Regions from separate parts of the Mus musculus genome. Here region 2 is linked to region 1. The links are chromatin contacts, found by Hi-C or POLR2A ChIA-PET in ENCODE. All regions are on one chromosome and are shown on one strand. Each heading gives the region's core, a stretch centred on a gene start or an enhancer-like site at or near the end of the contact. The rest is flanking DNA. Distances are from core to core; before and after follow the strand shown.

Evidence for each region. Hi-C counts contacts between places; a loop is a spot of excess contacts on that map. ChIA-PET counts read pairs that join two places held with the same protein, here RNA polymerase II (POLR2A).
Region 2: a loop to region 1 is called in a map of heart, with 27 times the contacts of the local background. The contact joins the promoter of Clpp here to the promoter of Ranbp3 in region 1. A Hi-C loop is called at or near these places in 1 of 37 maps with a recorded cell type or tissue (heart). POLR2A ChIA-PET finds 5 or more read pairs at or near these places in 1 of 5 experiments (embryonic stem cell).

Annotation. Positions count from the first base shown.
Region 1 is chr17:56,671,510-56,676,754 of GRCm38, reverse strand. It overlaps Ranbp3 (RAN binding protein 3), which reads right to left and starts at 3,530. Exons shown (of 17, transcript NM_001252466.1): 1 at 3,344-3,530. The coding sequence starts at 3,365.
Region 2 is chr17:56,988,553-56,993,478 of GRCm38, reverse strand. It overlaps Clpp (caseinolytic mitochondrial matrix peptidase proteolytic subunit), which reads right to left and starts at 3,215. Exons shown (of 6, transcript NM_017393.2): 1 at 2,966-3,215; 2 at 2,802-2,873; 3 at 2,089-2,185; 4 at 466-653; 5 at 1-31. The coding sequence starts at 3,151. It overlaps Gm33509 (a long non-coding RNA gene), which reads left to right and starts at 3,556. Exons shown (of 2, transcript XR_385672.4): 1 at 3,556-3,770.

The sequences.
Region 1 (5,245 bases), core at 2,281-4,780:
GAAAGTAGGCGGGCAGTGGTGGCGCACGCCTTTAATCCCAGCACTTGGGAGGCAGAGACAGGGGGATTTCTGAGTTCAAGGCCAGCCTGGTCTACAGAGTGAGTTCCAGGACAGCCGGGGCTACAAAGAAAAATCCTGTCTCAAAAAAACAAAAACAATACAAAAACCAAAAACAAACACTGGGAAAGTAGAGGCAGAAGGATCAGGAGTTCAAGACCTTCCTCTGCTAGACAGCAAATTCAAGGTCAGCCTGGATTATATGACACCCTTACTCAAAAGAAAAACCAACACTACACACCTACTTTACAAAGGCGACAAGATATCAAACACCATGCTAGGAACATGCTCAAGAGATGGGGTATTCTGGAAACACAAAATGACTGATTCAGAAATGATGGATGTAAGGCACAAACACTTCACCTCCTGAGAAGACTGTGACAGAAGTAATGTCAGAGGATAGACAGCAGGCAGGCACAGACCTTCCTAGCCACAAACTTCAAAACCAAACATTCTCCATCTTCACTTTACAAGCAGTGTGTATTGACAGTGAACAATGTATGGGCGCCACAAGACGACCGAGCCCCAGGTGACAACGTGCAAACTGTACTCCAAGGCAAAGTGTACTCTCACTCCCAGTCAGTCCTGATCAACAAACTCCTTCCACCAACAAAACCTTCCTTTTCCATGGAAGAGCTCTTGGATGGCCTCTGTATCAAGCACTGCTCCAAAAGCAGGAGCCTACTAGTGATAGAGAAGGAGAAACTCCTGCCTTAGCAGTGCTTCTGCACCAGCAGAGCATGGCTTAGTTGGCTGACAGCTGAAGTCAAGAAATAAAGCAGGGCAGAGGCGATAGGAAAGGTGGCCACCAAAAAAACAGGCAGTCTGGGAATTCCTCATGAGTAAAGTATCATTAAGAACAGACCACCAGGGAGGGGGGCACTCCAGACAGAGGACATCCAGGAGCCCAGCAAGGAAGAGGAAGGCAGGTCAGAGCAGAGCAGTCAGGAGGAAGGGTCTGTGTAGAAGCTACTCTAGCTTCTGATTAAGGTGCTGGATGAAAAGAGGCAGAAGGGAAAGAGGCCTCCTTGGAGGCAGTGGAGGCAGGCACAGAAGAGGACTCCTAAGCACTTCAAAGTCTTGGGGTAAGAGAAAAATTCCCATTGACAACCATAACAGGTTGAGGTCTGGGTGACTTTCTGGGATGGGATTCTGTTCTACACAGGATATTACCCACTATAAAGGAGACCTCCATGGCACGAGCCCCATGTTCTGTATATTCCAGTCATCCCAGCACTTGGGAGGTAGAGTCCGCAGGGTCAGGACTTCAAGGCTAGAGCTGTGAACCTGAGAGCAACCTGGGCTATATGAGACTCTGTCAAACCAACTAAAATCCCCTAATTTTTAAAAGGAGTCTGTGTTTAAAACACACCCATGCCACGCAGTAGTGGTGTACGCCTTCAATCCCAGCACTTGGGAGGCAGAGGCAGGCAGATTTCTGAGTTCAAGGTCAGCCTGGTCTACAAAGTGAGTTCTGGGACAGCCAGGGCTACACAGAGAAACCCTGTCTTGAAAAACAAACAAACAAACCAACCAACCCACAAAGCACATCACATCAATCTCTACTTCCCTGGCTCCCTCTACTGCCTCCATCCTCAATGGCTTGTGTAAAATAGGTAAGGGGGGGGGGGGGGCGGGGCGGCTTACCCAGACTATGCAGGTTCACACAGCTCTGCTTCCTGACCTGCCTCTAGTAACTGACTTACCTGCATCTACCCTTCAAGGCCTGGATGGAGTGTAAATACCTCCCAATGCCCAGTCCCTCCCAGTGTACTCTCTGAAGGACCCCATGTCCCTGGGTGTTCTACAGAAGCCTCAGACTACATGTCACTGCATAGTGCATAGTGAAGTACCACGTCCCTGCTAACAGCCTGACTGTAGTTGTTAAGGAAAAAGGACAGGGCTGAAAATAGACCTCTGGGGGCTAGAGAGATGGCTAAGCAGTTAAGAGTACTGACTGCTCTTTCAGGGGTCCTGAGTTCAATTCCTAGCAACCACATGGTGGCTCACAACTACTGTAATGGGATCCTATGTACTCTTCTGGTATGTGTCTGAAGACAGCTCCAGTGTACTTAGATAAATAAAAATAAATAAATCTAAAAAACAAAAAACAAAAAAAACAGACCCTGAAGTCCCCAAACTGAACCCTGGAGGAGCCCCGAAGGGGCCACCACTGGGTGTCAAGCATCAGGCTGACTGAGAAAGTGTTACATCCCAGAGTGCTCAGGGAGTCAGGGCCACGGGGCAAAAGGGGGTGTGGAAGCAATTAGTATATCAGTGCTCAACCTGTGGGTTGCCACCCCTTTGGCAAATGTCTAAATAGGAAATCCAGAAACATTTACATTACCATTCATAACAGTAGCAAAGCTAGTTATGAAGAAGTAACAAAAATAATTTTATGGTTGGGGTCACCACAATGAGGAACTATATTTAAGGGTCACGGCATTAAGAAGATTGAGAACCACTGAATTAGGAAATACAGATCAGGTGGCCAAGCCTAAATCAGGGGATGTAAGCTGCACTCCAAAGGACTCTGAAGACTGGTAGGAAGAGACGTGCAGGTTCTGCAACAACTGGGTAGTCCTACCATATTCAAACCCCTTAAATGGGATGTCGACTCCAGAGGGGAGGTTTCACGGTGTCAAAAATAAAAACGGGATGTGAAGAAGCAGTTAGGAGTTTCAAGATCAGATGGCCAGGCCTAAATGGGGGGCATCAAGTGCACCTCAAAGGACCTGGAGCCCTGTGGCGGGAATAGGGGCGCCCGGTCCGGGTTTAAGCAGACCTCGGGGTGTAAGCTACAGGTCGGGGTGGCCGAGCACCTTCGCGGGATGAAGGAGAGCCGGACCTGAGCCTGAGGCTATGCCGGGGAAGGAGGCCCAGGCCCCAGGCGAGGGAAGCGGGGAAGGGAGCGTGGCGGGCTGGGCCCGCGAGCAGGCTCGGAGGTCTCGCCCGCCTCGTTCGAGGCCGCGGAGCCGCGTCTCAAGGCCCGTTGGGCTCCCCGGGCGGCCTGCGAGGCCGGAAGGCGTGGGGTGGGGGTGGGGGGTGGGAGGCGGTCGCGGCGCGGCCGAGGAGCCTCGAGGTCGGGAGGAGGCAGAAGCCGGGGCTGCCGCGAGGAACCCGGCCGGGGACCAGACTCCACGGTAGGGGGGCCCGCTGGGTGCCCAGACCGGGTGAGGCCGAACTCCCACAACCTGAAGCGCTCGCCCTTCGACTCTGGGGCTCCCTTGACTTCCCGCCCCGCGCCCGCCTGCCGCCAGCTGGCCCCCGGCGGCGCCTCCCCTACCTTCGTTCGCCAGGTCCGCCATTTTACTTCCTTAAGCCCTCCCACAAGGCCCCGCGCCCGGCCCCCGGGCTCCGAGGGCTTTCTGCTGGGAGAGTTCTGCGCCTGCGCATCCCATAAGCCAGCGCCGGTGTGAGGAGGAGGGAAGCTCGCACCCGCTAGAGCTCCGGCCGCGCGCCTGCGCAGTAACGGCTCTCCGCCCGCCTCTTCCCGCCCGCAAAGGGAAGAGGGTGTGGCTAGCGTGGCACGCATGCGCACAGGCAGCGCCAGTTTGCTATTGGTCCTGAGCTCCTAGCATTGGCAGCATGTTAAGGAGGTGGGGGGGGGGGAGGAGGATGGCCGAGCCCCACGCATGCGCAGGAGAGACGTGCCGCTGCTTGCTGTCCTGACTGCCATCCCGCCACTTTCTCTGTTTGTTTCTCTGGCGTGAGCCTAGGTAGGCTTTTTAGCGATTCCGCGTACAGGAAGGAGTGGCCCATGTCCCTGAATCAGAAGCCAGGCCCTTTCACACAGCTTTCCTATGGCTATTTGGGGTGGTTGAGGAAGAGGCAAAGTCAGAGGTCACCCTAGATTTCAAACACAGGATGTCCTAATAAAACTAGACTCTTAACCTCTCTGGGCATTAGACTTGGCATTGGTGCGCACGCCTTTAATCCCAGCACTCAGGCAGACGCAAGAGGATCTCCGTTTGAGAGCAGCCTGGTCCAGGGCTACACAGACTATGTCTTGAAAACAAACAAACAATAAGTAATAAGAAAAGATGTATTTGTGTATGAGTGCTATGTGTGTGCAGTGCCTACAAAAGGCTAAAAAAGGAAAGGCTATCCTGGAACTGGACTGTGGGTGACCGGTCTAAGCCAACTATGTGGGTGCTAAGAACTCAGGCCAGGCGTGGTGGCGTACGCCTTTAATCCCAGCACTCGGGAGGCAGAGGCAGGCGGATTTCTGAGTTCGAGGGCAGTCTGGTCTACAGAGTGAGTTCCAGGACAGCCAGGGCTATACAGAGAAACCCTGTCTGGAAAAAAGAAAGAAAGAGAGAGAGAGAGAGAGAGAGAGAGAGAGAGAGAGAGAGAGAGAGAGAGAGAGAAGAAGAAGAAGAAGAAGAAGTAAGGAAGAAAGAAAGGAAGGGAGAATGGAAAACCAAACCTATATTCACCTTTGCATACTGACAAGACACCTGAAAGCAGCTACTACGTATTTTAAATCTGGGTATACTCCTATAGATCTGTGAGATAGGGAGACACTGTCACAGTGTAGTCCAGTCTGGTCTTGAACTCAAAATTCTCCTGCCTCATCTTCCCAAGTGCTGGGGCCACAGATATAGAACTCACTCTTGCCGGGCGTGGTGGCACATGCCTTTAATCCCAGCACTTGGGAGGCAGAGGCAGGCAGATCTCTGAGTTCGAGGCCAGCCTGGTCTACAGAGTGAGTTCCAGGACAGCCAGGGCTACACAGAGAAACCCTGTCTCGAAAAAAAAAAAAAAAAAAAAAGAGCTCACTCACACTTTCTTTCTCCCCCCCCACCCCCAGTTTTGAGTATTTTATGTAGCCCAGACTGCCCTCGAAATGGCTTTGTAGATGAGGGTGCCCATGTACTTCTGATCCTCCTGCCGGCACAGCCAGAAAGTTAGGCTAACATATGTCACCATCATACCCAGGTTCAATGGTTTTGGTTTTGGTTTTTGGTTTTTAGTTTTGAAAGAGAGTGTCATTACATAGCTCAGGCTGGTCTGGAGTTTTCAGTAATCCCCCTGCCTCAGCTTCCAACTCCTGGGAACATGAATGTGTGCATACAACGCAACCTTCTGTCTCCCTGGTGTATGTGGTGAGTGTGGATGTATGTGCACAGCAAGTGTACATGAAGAAGTAGGGGGGTTGGGGATCCTGCTCTATGTGTCTGCTTTA
Region 2 (4,926 bases), core at 1,966-4,465, 320 kb before region 1:
CTGCCTGGATGGCGATGTCTGTGGCTTGGCCCTGAGGAGCAGTAAGTAGAGGAAGAAGATGAAACTTCTCATGGGGCACTAGTGAGGGAGCCACTGATCTAGTCCAGGCTGCCTTGAAACTGACAGAGATCAGCCTGTCTCTGCCTCTGCTGCCTGAGTATTGGGATTAAAGGCATGTACCACCACACCTGGATTCTATTTTTGTTTTTATTCTTTCTGGCGCTGGAAATGGAACCCAGGGCCTTGCAGTCGTTCTTACTCCTGAAGTACCTCCCCAGCCATGAAAATACTTATCTCAAAGCAGTGGTAGCAGGATCTCAGTAGGCTAGAGGCCAGCCTGATCTACAGAGTGAACTACAGCACAGCTGAGGCTAAAAGATGAGACCCGTCTCCAACCAACAAACAAGAAGGAGCGGCACTCCCGTTCTAGTTCCCACTAGACGTCCCTGCAGAAAGCGTACTCACCCTGGCTCCTCCAGAGGGCTGGTGGATCATGATTCTGGAATTGGGCAGTGAATGGCGCATGCCCGGGCTGCCAGCAGCGAGGAGCAGGGAGCCCATGCTGGCAGCCTGTCCAACACACCACGTGCAGATGGGGTTCAGGATGTACTGCATTGTGTCGTAGATGGCCAGGCCCGCAGTTACCACACCACCTGTAGGCAGTGGAGCAAGTAAGGGCCCAGGGGGATCCTACCCCAGTACCCTTCCAGCAAGCCACAAGGGCAAATGTTGTTTGAGGGGTGGGGTGGGGGACATGATCAGACACGTACACGTGACAACACACACAGAATTAAGTAAAAGGAACCAAAGGGCTGTTAGCCACCTCTCAGCTGTGCATCAACATAGTAAAGCTGGCTACTTCCTGCTCGTCCAGGCCCACGGGCCCAGCACAAGGCAGACGCGAGCTTTCTTACTGTCCACGTGGAGCTGGATGAGAAGACAGATGCGTGCCTAACTGACAGCCCGCCCAGTGTCCAGTCATTGAAACCGCCCAGCCTTGAGCAGCTGAGAAGTATTATCTGGTGACGGTGCTCTCCACCAAACCTAACAAACTGAACTCAATTCCCAGGACCCACAGGACAGGCAGGAGCCCACATCACATGGACCCATACATATCAGGGAAAACCCACAGGTTGTCCTCTAATCTACACGCACACACACAGTGGAATGTACTCACCCATCCATATACACAGAAATAAATGTAACTTAATATTTTTCTTTTTTTTAACCAGTCTTTTCTTTTTCTTTTCTTTTCTTTTCTTTTTTCTTTTTTCCAAGACAGGGTTTCTCTGTGTAGCCTGACTGTCCTAGAACTCACTCTGTAGACCAGGCTGTCCTCGAACCCAGAAATCTGCCTGCCTCAGCCTCCCAAGTGCTGGGATTAAAGGCGTGTGCCACCACCGCCTGGCTTAATATTTTTCTTAAAAATGAACTATTTCTTCAGAGTTTGGTGGTTCAGCTAAACTAAATCCCTAAGGTGAGAGGACTGCAGAGGATCTGGGCTATCTCTGTCTCAAAACAGGCTTTGTTTGTTTGTTTTAATTCAGCTACTCTCGAAGCAAGGGAGACTGCTCAGTTGCTAAAATGTATGTGGACTCAAGTTCAGATCCCCAGTCCCCACAAAGTAGGCATGGCAGCACACACTTGTAATTCTAGCACTAGGGAGGTGGAGGCAGAAGGACCCTCAGGCTCATTGACCCGGTATACTAGCATATTTGGAAAGTTCCAGGCCAGTGAGAGACCGTCTTAGAGTGATTTTTTTCTCTCTCTCTCTTTTTGTTTTTTTTTGTTTTTTTTCGAGAAAGGGTTTCTTTCTTTCTTTCTTACTTTTTTTTGTTTGTTTGTTTTTCGAGATAAGAGTTCTTCTCTGTGTAGCTCTGGCTATCCTGGAACTCACTCTGTAGACCAGGCTGGTCTCGAATTCAGAAATCAGCCTGCCTCTGCCTCCCAAGTGCAGGAATTAAATGTGTGCACTACCATACCCTGCTTTGAGCGATTTTAAATTTTAGATTCTGTAGGAGGCACAAGGCTGCATGTCTTCCCCAAAGGGGCTATCTCTGACCCCACAACCAGGCTGTCCTGGCTTACCTGGGCTGTTGATATACATATGAATGGGCTTCTTGTTGCTTTCAGACTGTAAGAACAACAGCTGGGCAATGACCAGACTGGCCACACTGTCGTCAATCTGCAGGTGGGGAGAGCAGAGGTATCCTCAGGTTGAAGGTGGGATGGATAGAGGCTTAAGGAGTTGAGGCCCTGGGAACCAGGAATTTCCAGCACAGGAAGAGATGGCTGGGGAAGCCCCAGATAGTGGAAGACCCTAAGCTGGGGACAAGACTGGGACGGAGTGCTCTCCTAGCAGGCAAAAGGCCCTGGGTTTAAGCACTGCCTACACCTGGTCTGGTTTAGGAACCTCATCCCTCCCTCAAATGTCCTGTCAGCTACATGGGGAGTTCAAGGCCAGCCTGGGACCCTGACTCAGAAGACCAAAGGATAAACTGAAACAAAGAATGGCTGACAACAGCAGACTATGGTAAGAATGCACATTTTACATTCCAACGTTTGGGAAGCTATGGCAGGACGATGGAAAGGTAGGGGCTAGCCTGTACTACAAAGCAAAAATTTTGCTCAAGTTTTTTTTTTTTTTTTTTAAAGAATGTTTAAGGTCAGGGTCTAGGGCCTAGGGTCTAGGAGGTCACCAAGGATGAGGGGGAAGAGGGGGTTATATGACACAGAGCTTGACAAAGGATAAATGTTGGTGAGACAACAAGGTGTGCCCGGGAAGGACCGGGGTCGCTCACCGGGCCCATGACGCACACGATGCGTTCCCGCAACAGCCTCGAGTATATGTCATAAGCGCGCTCGCCTCGACCCTTCGTGGGAAAAGAAGATGTGAAAGGTCATCCTCCCTTGCACGCCGACCGACTACAAGCCTCCGCGCCATGTCCCCATCAGGTCACCGTACCGTCTGCTCCACCACTATGGGGATGAGCGGGAAAGCTCGCGTCGCAGTTCCATGCAGGCTCCTCCGCAGGGGTGAGCAGCTCACAGCAGTCCATGGCGGGGAGAAATGCACGGCAAGGCGAGACAACAGAGCGCGACATCCGTCCACAGCCACCCGGGCCTCCCCCAGCAGCACTCTGGGCCACATGACGACGCGCACTCCGGCTTGGCTTCCGGAACTACAACACCCGGCGTGCTTTGCGGGAGTCACTGGCTCATCCACTTCCGAGAACAGAATAAGCGGAACTGAAGAAGGCGGGGATAAGTCTGTGGGTGGGGTCCTCGTTAGAGGTAGGCGTTCGAATAAATAAGAAAAACCCGCGTATTAGTCCCATGGAAGTTCTCGGACGAGGTTGCGCTGTTCCCGGTGCCCACGCGGGAAGAAGCTCACGGAGGTGCTCACCAAAGGGTGAGAAGAGGCTTAGGGGACGCACCAGCCCACCACCATCGTCCCGCAGCAATCAGGTCCACGTGCTGGCCTGTAACCAATTGATCTTCCAGAACTACAATTCCCAGCTGCTTTGCGACCCCTGACTCCCGTATAGGCTCGCTAGAGAAAGGAGGAGAGTGTCTCTGGGACAGGACTTAGACCAGGAATCGCCAGGGGATTTATTGAACAATGTAGTTTAGGGCATTGTGAACACTGAGATAGGAGAGGAGGCCTGGATCTTGCCACAAGTTCTGGACGTTCGCTACACCTGTATTCGTTTTCAGAGGGCGTCCAGCTTTCTAGAAGCGTTCCTTTTTTGTCCAAGTAAAACTGGAGGGTAGGTAGACAGTGCCTACTGTCCATGTGCATGGTCCTATACCTTGAGAAATACTGTGCCCGCCATCTCGATCTGTCGCCGTAAGACCAAGATTCTGGGAGCTCCCCCCACCGCCATACCTGCCTCGTCTGTGCCTACGTTGCAGCTGGAGGCTCTTGGAAGAGGTGAAACTGAGCCATTGAACCTGCGACAGTCAGGCAATCACCTCTGCATTCATCTTCTTTGTCTTCCCTGCAACTCTTTTAAAAAAATAATATAGATATAGATATTTAGATATAGATTTATTTATTATTATTCATAAGTACACTGTAGCTGTCTTCAGATGCACCAGAAGAGGGCGTCAGATCTCATTAAGGGTGGTTGTAAGCCACCATGTGGTTGCTGGGATTTGAACTTAGGACCTTGGGAAGAGCAGTCAGTGCAACTCTTTTTAGCAGCCACACTTTTTCCCACGTGTCACTCCCCTCTGCCCTGTGCTAGGCTCCTTTACAATACATCTGTATCGGGCTGAGACATCATGCTCTGCTACCACCTCAGGCACATTCTGGAACTTTCTTAATTGTCGCCTGATGTAAGCATTACTTAAAGCGGTTGCCATGTTCCCTGAGGAAGATACACTTGCGTAACTGGAGACTTGTACCTTTAAATTGCATAAAAGCCAGACATGACCATCAAAAGCCAGAGATGTTTTTCCCTAGAGCTCTCCAAACGACACAGGCTCTTGTCATTACTCTGGGTTGCTCACCATAATTAGATGACAAGACTCAGTTGCTGAAGACACCAGTCACTTTGGTGTCTTCATGGGTCATGCAGAAACCAAACTGGAATTGACCTGGAGATTTCCTCCCAGCTGATTCAATTTCATAGTACCAGAAGGTAACATTTGGTCTGGATAAGACCACTTATGACAAAAGTCATAAGTGGTCTTATCCAGGGGTGGACCTCGAGTGCTGCAACTCCATCTGGTGGCAAGATGTGGCTGCTGGTGCACTGGTGGCATGAGAGCTATGGTGAACTCAAGGCTGCTCTGCAGGAGGGGACCACGCTCAGTGCTATAACCTGACTAGAGCCCACACTCCAAGGTTACACAACAAGGAGAGAAACTTGCCTTCCGTTGCTCTGCCAAATGGTTGTGCTGTGAAACTGCCTTCTGAAT